Regions from separate parts of the Homo sapiens genome. Here region 2 is linked to region 1. Evidence: read pairs that join two places in POLR2A ChIA-PET (ENCODE). Cell type or tissue: endothelial cell of umbilical vein. All regions are shown on one strand.

Region 1 (4,000 bases):
ACCAGCTAATTTTTGTTTTTTTAGTAGAGATGGGGTTTCACCATGTTGGCCAGGCTGGTCTTGAACTCCTGACCTCAAGGGATCCACCTGCCTTGGCCTCCTAAAGCGCTGGGATTACAGGTGTGAGCCACTGTGCCTGGCCTCATGTATTTCTTTATAGCAACACAAGAATGGACTAATACAGTGATCTAGACCAGCAGTTCTCAGCCCTGGTTGCAAATTAGAGTCACATGGGTAGCTTTTAAAGCTTATTCCTGCTAGGATAGGACCCCACCACAAACATATTAAATTAGAATATCTGGGTGTGAAGCCTGGGCCAGCTTGCTTCCTTCTGCCTTTTATTTCTTCCTCTTTCCAGTTTCCCAGATTTTTCTAAAGTTCAGCCAGTGTTGGGGCTATTAATCTGGACTTGAGTGTACCCCTGTTATAATCTGTATTTCTGTTCCAACTAATAAACTTCTTCTTGTTCTGAATAACAACCAAAAAAAGAGATAATTACTTTGATGTTTTGAAAACTAGAGGAGAATGATCTACATAGTCTGGGTAAGAGTAGGGGCATGAGGGAATATCAGGCTTCAGAGCAGATCCCCTAGAAACAGGAACAGACCTTCTCTAAAAATCACCTAGAGCAGCAGTGCTCAAGCAGTCTCTGGACCTGCAGCATCAGCATCACCTGGGAGCTTCCTGGGAATGGAAATTCTCAGGTCTCACTTCAGAAATTCTGAGAATGGATGCAATGGACTGAATGTTTGTGTCCCTGCCCAAAATTCATGTGTTAAAATCCTAACCTGGCCCGGCATGGTGGCTCACACCTGTAATTCCAGCACTTTGGGAGGCTGAGGCGGGTGGATCGTCTGAGGTCAGGAGTTTAAGACCAGCCTGGGCAACATGGTGAAACCCTGTCTCTACTAAAAATACAAAAATTAGCCGAGCATAGTGGCACGCACCTGTAGTCCCAGCTGAGGCAGGAGAATCGCTTGAACCCGGGAGGCGGAGGTTGCAGTGAGGCGAGATCACTCTGCACTCCAGCCTAAGTGACAGAGTGAGACTCTGTCTCAAAAAAAAAAAAAAAAATTCCTAATCTGAAATGTGATGGTATTAGGAGGTGGGGCCTTTGGGAGGTGATTAGGCCACAATGGTGGAACCCCCATGAATGGGATTAGTCCCCTTTTAAAAATGACCCCGGAGAGCTCTCTACACCTCTTTCCACCATGGAAGGATGGACACAAGGATAAGTTGGCCATCTGCAACCGAGAAGAACATCCTTATCAGAACCTGACCATGCTGGCACCCTAATCTCAGACTTCCAGCCTCCAGAACAGTGAGAATTAAACTTCTGTGCTTAATAAGCCACTGTGTCTACGGTTCTTTGTTATAGCAACCCAAACTAAGACTGTGGTGTTCCTGAATCTGTTTTTACCAAGCTCTGCAGGTGATTCTGATGCACTGATTGGAAGATAGCAGTGGGGAAATTAAGATCTTGATCTTCCTTTTCTGATGTGGATTCATCTCTATTTTTATTTTAAACACATCCTACCTATACTGCCTCCCAAAAGGAAGACTGTAGCAACAGCCGAAGCAGTAACGTCAGAAGCTACCTGACTTACTGTCACGTGTCCAGTGTTAGATGGAACATTGTAAACTCCACCATTCCCTTCTGTGCATGCCTTTTGGGCCCTGACCTTTTCGTTTAAGCTTAGGTTTTGTGTCCCTAACATGACAGCCACAGTTGTAATCACCAAATTCTGACAGCCATGAGCATTTAGTAGCTATGCAGGGATGGTAATGCCAGACTGATGTGATTAAAATATGTTTTATGAGGCTTTTTTTTGGCTCCTGTTCACCCGTCTTTTGTTCTCCATTTCCTCACCAGATGAGGTCACATACTCTCCAATTTTCATGCAAGCCACAGTTTAGCCTGTGCAGCTGGGGAGCTGGATGGAGGTCATTCTGGATTCCACCCAGCAGTATTTTACCCTAAGCCAGAGCTTTCCTCTCAGCCTGGAGGCCAACGAAATAGGAAGCAGCTCAACTTTTTTTGCCAAGAACCCTTTATCACGGGTTAGCAAGAGCCTCAGACAGTGTGAGGCCTCAGAGCCTGTTTGGAATGGAGACCACACAAGAAATGTAGAATGCCACCTGTAGGATAACTAGTCCCATGGCTTGTTTTTCTCAAAAAAGGAAGGAAACCTACCTTTATTAAACATAGACTAATTCTCAGGATTTTACATACACAATTTTACTCAATCCCCACAACAACACTGTGAAGTTAGTGTTATTATTCCTACTTATAGAAATACAAACATTTGGCAGGGCACGGTGGCTCACGCCTGTAATCCTAGCACGTTGGGAGGCCGAGGCGGGCGGATCACGAAGTCAGGAGATCGAGACCATCCTGGCTAACACGGTGAAACCCCGTCTCTACTAAAAATACAAAAAAAAGTAGCCAGGCGTGGTGGCGGGCGCCCGTGGTCCCAGCTACTCGTGAGGCTGAGACAGGAGAATGGCGTGAACCCGGGAGGCGGAGCTTGCAGTGAGCCGAGATCGTGCCACTGCACTCCAGCCTGGGCGACAGAGCGAGACTTCATCTCAAATAAGAAAGAGAGAGAGAGAGAGGGAGAGAGGGAGAGAGGGAGGGACGGAGGGAGGGAGGGAGGGAGGGAAGGAAGGCAAACATGCAGAAAACAAGTTGAGAATGATTGAACAACTTGCCTGAAACCCCACAGGTGATAAACTTTGATTCGTGCTCTCACTGTTACCCTGCGCTTCCCATTCAGCGTGCTGAACAAACTGCACAGAAATGCCAGCCCAGCTTGTTTCTGCTACTGCATTGCCTTTCCTAATATAATGTTGAAAGTGAATGCAATTTTAAAAAGAAGCCAGTATAAATGTGTGCTGGGTTTTAAGAGTTGATTCTTGAGATGCTCTATAAAAATAAAAAGGTGAGCAAGGAAGAATTATGAAGGGAAACTTAGATGCAATGGCATCAGAAATGACAAGCACTCTCTTGGATCTGTTTCTCCCCTGCTCTCCTGCTGTCTAACTTCCTAACCCATCAAGAACTTTCATCAGATCTCCAGCTGGGATGGCCAAGACTGATACCACATCCAGCCTCTTTAGGGACATAAGGCTGTTTACCTGTGACTGTCCTACCCCTTTATTCCACACTCTAGCCTCAGTTTCCACCTGTGTGTGAACAATCTATCTAAGACTGGGAGAGTACCTTCTTCTGCACATTCTTGTCAATACTGAGAACTATATTCTCTTAAAATCTTTTCCATTAAATGGTAAAAATAAAAATCTCATGATTGTAATGTGCATGTCCTTTATTGATGTTGAGGTTGAATACACACATATTTGAATTTTTTCCTTTGTGATTTCCCCATCCATATTTTTCACTCATCTTCTTTTGGGGAGTGATTCTTGATATATTAGAACTTGTTTTTGGCCAAGGGTATTAATCATCTGTCATGTGTGAACTCAAAAGCATCTGATACAGGTCTCAATTAATTTAGAAGGTTTATTTTGCCAAGGTTAAGGCCACACCTGTGACACAGCCTCAAGAGGTCTTGACGATATGTGTCCAAGGTGGATGGGGTACAGTTTGCTTTTGTATATTTTAGGGAGACATGAGACATCAGCCAATACATGGAAGATATGCATTGGTTTTATCTGGGAAAGTGGGACAACTCAAAGTGGAGGCTTCCCGGTCATAGGTAGATTTAAAGATTTTCTGATTAGCAATTGGTTGAAAGAGTTAAGTTATCATCTAAAGACCTGGAATCAAAAGAAAGGAATATTTGGATTACAATAAGGGGTTGTAGAGGCCAATGTTTTATCATGCAGATGAAGCCTCCAGATGGCAGGCTTCAGAGAGAATACATTGTAAATGTTTCTTATCAGACTTAAGGTCTGTGTTAATGTTAATGCTCATTGGCTTTTCCTGAATTCCAGTAGGGAGGAGGGTATAAAGAGGCATGTCTGACTCCCCCTTCCCATG
Region 2 (4,000 bases), 300 kb after region 1:
AAAAAATAAGCTTCCTACTTTTGTCTGGCAACAATGGCCCTTATACTGGAATAGAGAATTACGCACTTACTCCCACTTCTGGGAAATAGAACGTAGAGTTGGATTCCGGTCACTCTCTCTCCCTCAATTATAATTTTCAAGAACAAAAAATGTAAATGGAAGCAAACAGCCTACCCAATGTGCTTCCCAAAGGATTCGGGACTGTAGAAGGTTTTTGAAGTCCCATTCCTGGCTTACCTCCTCTGGGGCTTTTCTCCCCTTAAAACGTAGCAGGATGCATATAGCAGTTTTTGCTTGCACGCAGAGGATTAAAGCTGAATTTAAAAAATGACAGTAACCAAGGAATATCTTCATAACCTTGAAGGAGAAAGTTAAAATTTTGCTATTCTCATAGATTTCTTAATGGGATTTGAATGCTGGCAGTTGTCCTTGTACTATTTTATCTACAAACCAAATGAAATATTGGTTTGTAGATAAAACATTGGTTTTAAAACTACCAATGTTTGGAGGTTAAAATCCCCACGATTGAAAAAGTTGGGTAGGAGAGATCTGGGGAGGAGAGTGAGGCAGGGAGCCAGAAGAGATGGTACATTCTTAGGGAAATGAATAATTGTGCGTCCTGTTCCAAAGTCCCCCTTTACTTGGCCCAGTGTTGTTTAAGAGGCCTTGTCTTGACTCTCTCAAATATAAGCCTTGGTGTGGGGATGAAGCTGTATGGATAGAAACCTCAAAAAATCTTCTGTAATCCTACCCTAGGTCCCCATATACCTACTGTCCTTTTCCACACCTATAACTGTAGTTGCTTTTATTTTGCAAGTTTGACATGAGAATGTATGTGTACTGTGAGTGGCGACACATCAGGTCAATATCTGGAGGAGAGGAGAAGCATGAGTGACGGATGTGAGCCTGGGTCCTTAGAATTTGCTCAGCTCAAGTTCCTTCTGCTTATTTTTCCCTCACTCTCAATTTGTTGATTTTTTTTAAGATGGGGTGTCGCTGTATTGCCCAGGCTGGTCTCAGACTTCTGGGCTCAAGTGATTCTCTTTCCTCATCCTCCCTAGTAACTGGGACTATAGGTGTGTGCCACCACAACTGGGTAATTTTTTTTTTTTTTTTTAGAGATGAAGGTCTTGCTATATTTCTCAGGCTGGTCTCCAACTCCTGGGCTCAAACGATCCTCCTACCTCAGCCTCTGAGTAGCTGGGACTACAGGAATGAGCCACCACACCTGGCTGGTTCTATCTTTCCTTGCCCTCTTTAAAAAAATCTATTTTGAGGCTGAGTGTGGTGGCTCACACCTGTAATCCCAGCACTTTGGGAGGCTGAGGTGGGTGGATCACTTGAGGTCAGGAGTTCAAGACCAGACTGACCAATATGGTGAAACCGTGTCTTTACTAAAAATACAAAAATTAGCCAGGCGTGGTGGTGCATGCCTGTAATCCCAGCTACTTGGGAGGCTGAGGCAGGAGAATTGCATGAACCCAGGAGATGGAGGTTGCAGTGAGCCAAGATCACACCACTGCACTCCAACCTGGGTGACAAAGCAAGACTCCCTCTCAAAAAAAAAAAAAAAAAAAACAAAACAACAACAACAAAATCTATTTTGAGCTTTTTATTCTTGTATAAATTTTTCTTCACTACTCCCATCTTCCCATCTGCAGTTTATAATAGGAGATACAGGTATATAAGTATTACATGAGTCAATTCCTGATTTTTAAAAAGTAGTCCCCAATTCTTGTAGTATATGACTCTCCTATGTTTCTTGTCAACACATTTAATTTTTATAGTCTTGATTTTTTTTTGTTGTTGGCTTTAATGTATTTTTCCTTGACAAGTACATGAGATATATCACTGCAGTTGGGGCCAATTCAAGCCATCCTTTGTATAATGAGAGGCATAATAGTTAAGAACTTGAGTTTTGGAGGTGGAAAAATCTAGGTTCAAATCCTTCATGTTCCATATACTACTTAAGTGAGCCTAAGCAATTGCATAATTATGTCAAGGCTTAGTTTCTGCCCCTATAAAATAAGGATAGTAATAGTACATACATCATAGAATGGCTGTCAGGATTAAATGAGATAACGCATATAAAGTGCTGAATAAAGGTTAGCTCTTTATAGAAACAAGAAAGGTAAAATCCTTATCATAGTCACTGACACTGAGTAAGAATGAAAGAAGAAATGTTGGTGTGGTGGTTCATTTCTTTTTTTCATTCATGGATAATCGTTGTCCATCTGTATTCCTGGTTGACTTTTTTCCAACCTCCCCTTCCTCCCTCCAGATATGGCAGCATCTTTTATACTGATTTCCGGTTTGGTTTATCCCATTTACCTTCCTCTTCTAGTCTCACCAGAATATCCCTTGTTGATTGTGCCTTACAGGTGAAGGAAAGGATGAAATCATCCATTGAAGCTGTAGCTCATACCCAAAGAGTGTAATATTTCTAATATTTCTCAATCCGGGACTTTGGACACAAGACACTGGCTTCCAGTGCAAGGGCACTGAATGGACCCTGCCTGGCTGTAGGCGAATGGCCAGTTTCCTGGTTGTCTTTGAAGGCAGACTTCCAATGCAGACTTCAAAGGGCCATCTGCGAGGCATGATGAGTCCACACTTTTTCTGCTTGTCAATAATAAAATTAGACTGCAATGTATTTTCATTTGTCTCCCAAACAGAACAGGGTCCCTGGAGAGTCAAGTGGGAGGGCGTCTGAGAATTCTAGCTCATCTGGGGTATAAGGGGAGATCTTGCAGAAGAGTGCCTGCACACAGTTGGCTATCAGCAAATATCTGTTGAGTGAAATGAATGGTGGACTTGAATCATAGCCTTGAAGCAACATTAACAAATGAAAGAAAAATCGATAAAGGCTGGAAAGGAGGAGGTATGCCATAATTGCTACTTACAACACCTAATGACCGCCTGCTGCCCAAAGCATGGGATTACAGCACATTTGTCTTAATAGCACATCTGATGCAATTACAGTGCACGGTAAGCAGGCAGCTAGTTCCTTACAATTATGCCTTTAAATTGTGACCACAGGAAAATTGTTTTCAGACATACCACATATCTATTTAGTGACTGTTTATTGTAGTTTTTTTGTATTAAAAAGATCAGACAAATGTGTAAAACTGCTTAGTCCCCCCAATACTGGCTTTTATAGTTCTTGACAGCCCTGTCCCATTTGTTATTTTCATTACAGCCCCCTGGCAATCCCAGGTAGTAGGCTGGGCAGTTATCATGTCCGTTTTACAGATCAAGCAACTTGAAACTTGAGAATTAAATGGCTTTCCATTTCATTCTAGCTGTTAGCTGGAGGCTTGCTATGTGTTCAAATCCAGAGCTTTGAATCCTTGGTCTCCCCATCTTTGTACCATACAGTGTTGTATCTGGATTCTTAATATCTTATACTGGTGGCTATATGCATAATTTAGTTTGGAAATATCCTCAGAATGTGAAGGTCAAAAATTGAGTTGCCATCTTGAAATTCTGATGAAGACTTTTTAAAGTTGCAACTGATTTAGTATTCGTTCCACAAGCTAAAATAAAGTATATCTTGCCAATATGAGATGCAAAATCCAGGAAGTACATTCCAGTGTTATACAGCACTATGTGAATTTTCTGGAATGAATGTGTGTGTGATGGGTGTTTTCCCAAATTATTTTCAGGTGATTTTCAGCCGGAGGTGGTTGTAATATGAGTGTCTCGACTGTGCTGAAGCAGAAAACAAGTTTTAGGGAGGAAAAACCTGCCATTATGCTTGTTTCAGTCCTCCTCCTCTACCTTTTGGGCTTATGATCCAGCCATGCCAACCATGTTGGTCTTGCGCTCTGTGGAATGTCCTGATTTCATGTCTTTCTTATGAGTGTGTTTGTATTTGCAGTTCCTATCCTGGACTCACCAACCTCAGATCTCCTGTTTACAAAAGGCTGATTTGTTTATCTACATGCCAGAGCTCTGAGTAGGCTGTGTAAATGGAAGATGCTCTAAGGCACAACCCTTT

Evidence for each region. ChIA-PET counts read pairs that join two places held together with the same protein. Peaks named below come from ENCODE experiments on the same cell type or tissue, not always from the same donor. Only the 100,000 strongest peaks of a DNase experiment are listed, where the experiment ranks them.
Region 2: POLR2A ChIA-PET joins it to region 1 with 7 read pairs; 1 of 35 experiments calls an interaction of 5 or more read pairs at or near these places.

What each region holds. Positions count from the first base shown.
Region 1 is chr5:73,462,614-73,466,613 of GRCh38, forward strand. It overlaps LINC01386 (long intergenic non-protein coding RNA 1386), which reads right to left. Exons shown (of 5, transcript NR_126410.1): 3 at 2,713-2,839. Among named protein-coding and RNA genes, the nearest start is that of LINC01386, 8.4 kb to the right of the region's middle. In endothelial cell of umbilical vein, no CTCF peak of the experiment used is centred here; a DNase peak (open chromatin) is centred at 1,938; H3K27me3 peaks cover 1,104 bases.
Region 2 is chr5:73,760,898-73,764,897 of GRCh38, forward strand. The region is part of intron 4 of ARHGEF28 (Rho guanine nucleotide exchange factor 28); the gene reads left to right. Among named protein-coding and RNA genes, the nearest start is that of ARHGEF28, 140 kb to the left of the region's middle. In endothelial cell of umbilical vein, no CTCF peak of the experiment used is centred here; no DNase peak of the experiment used is centred here; H3K27ac peaks cover 1,170 bases.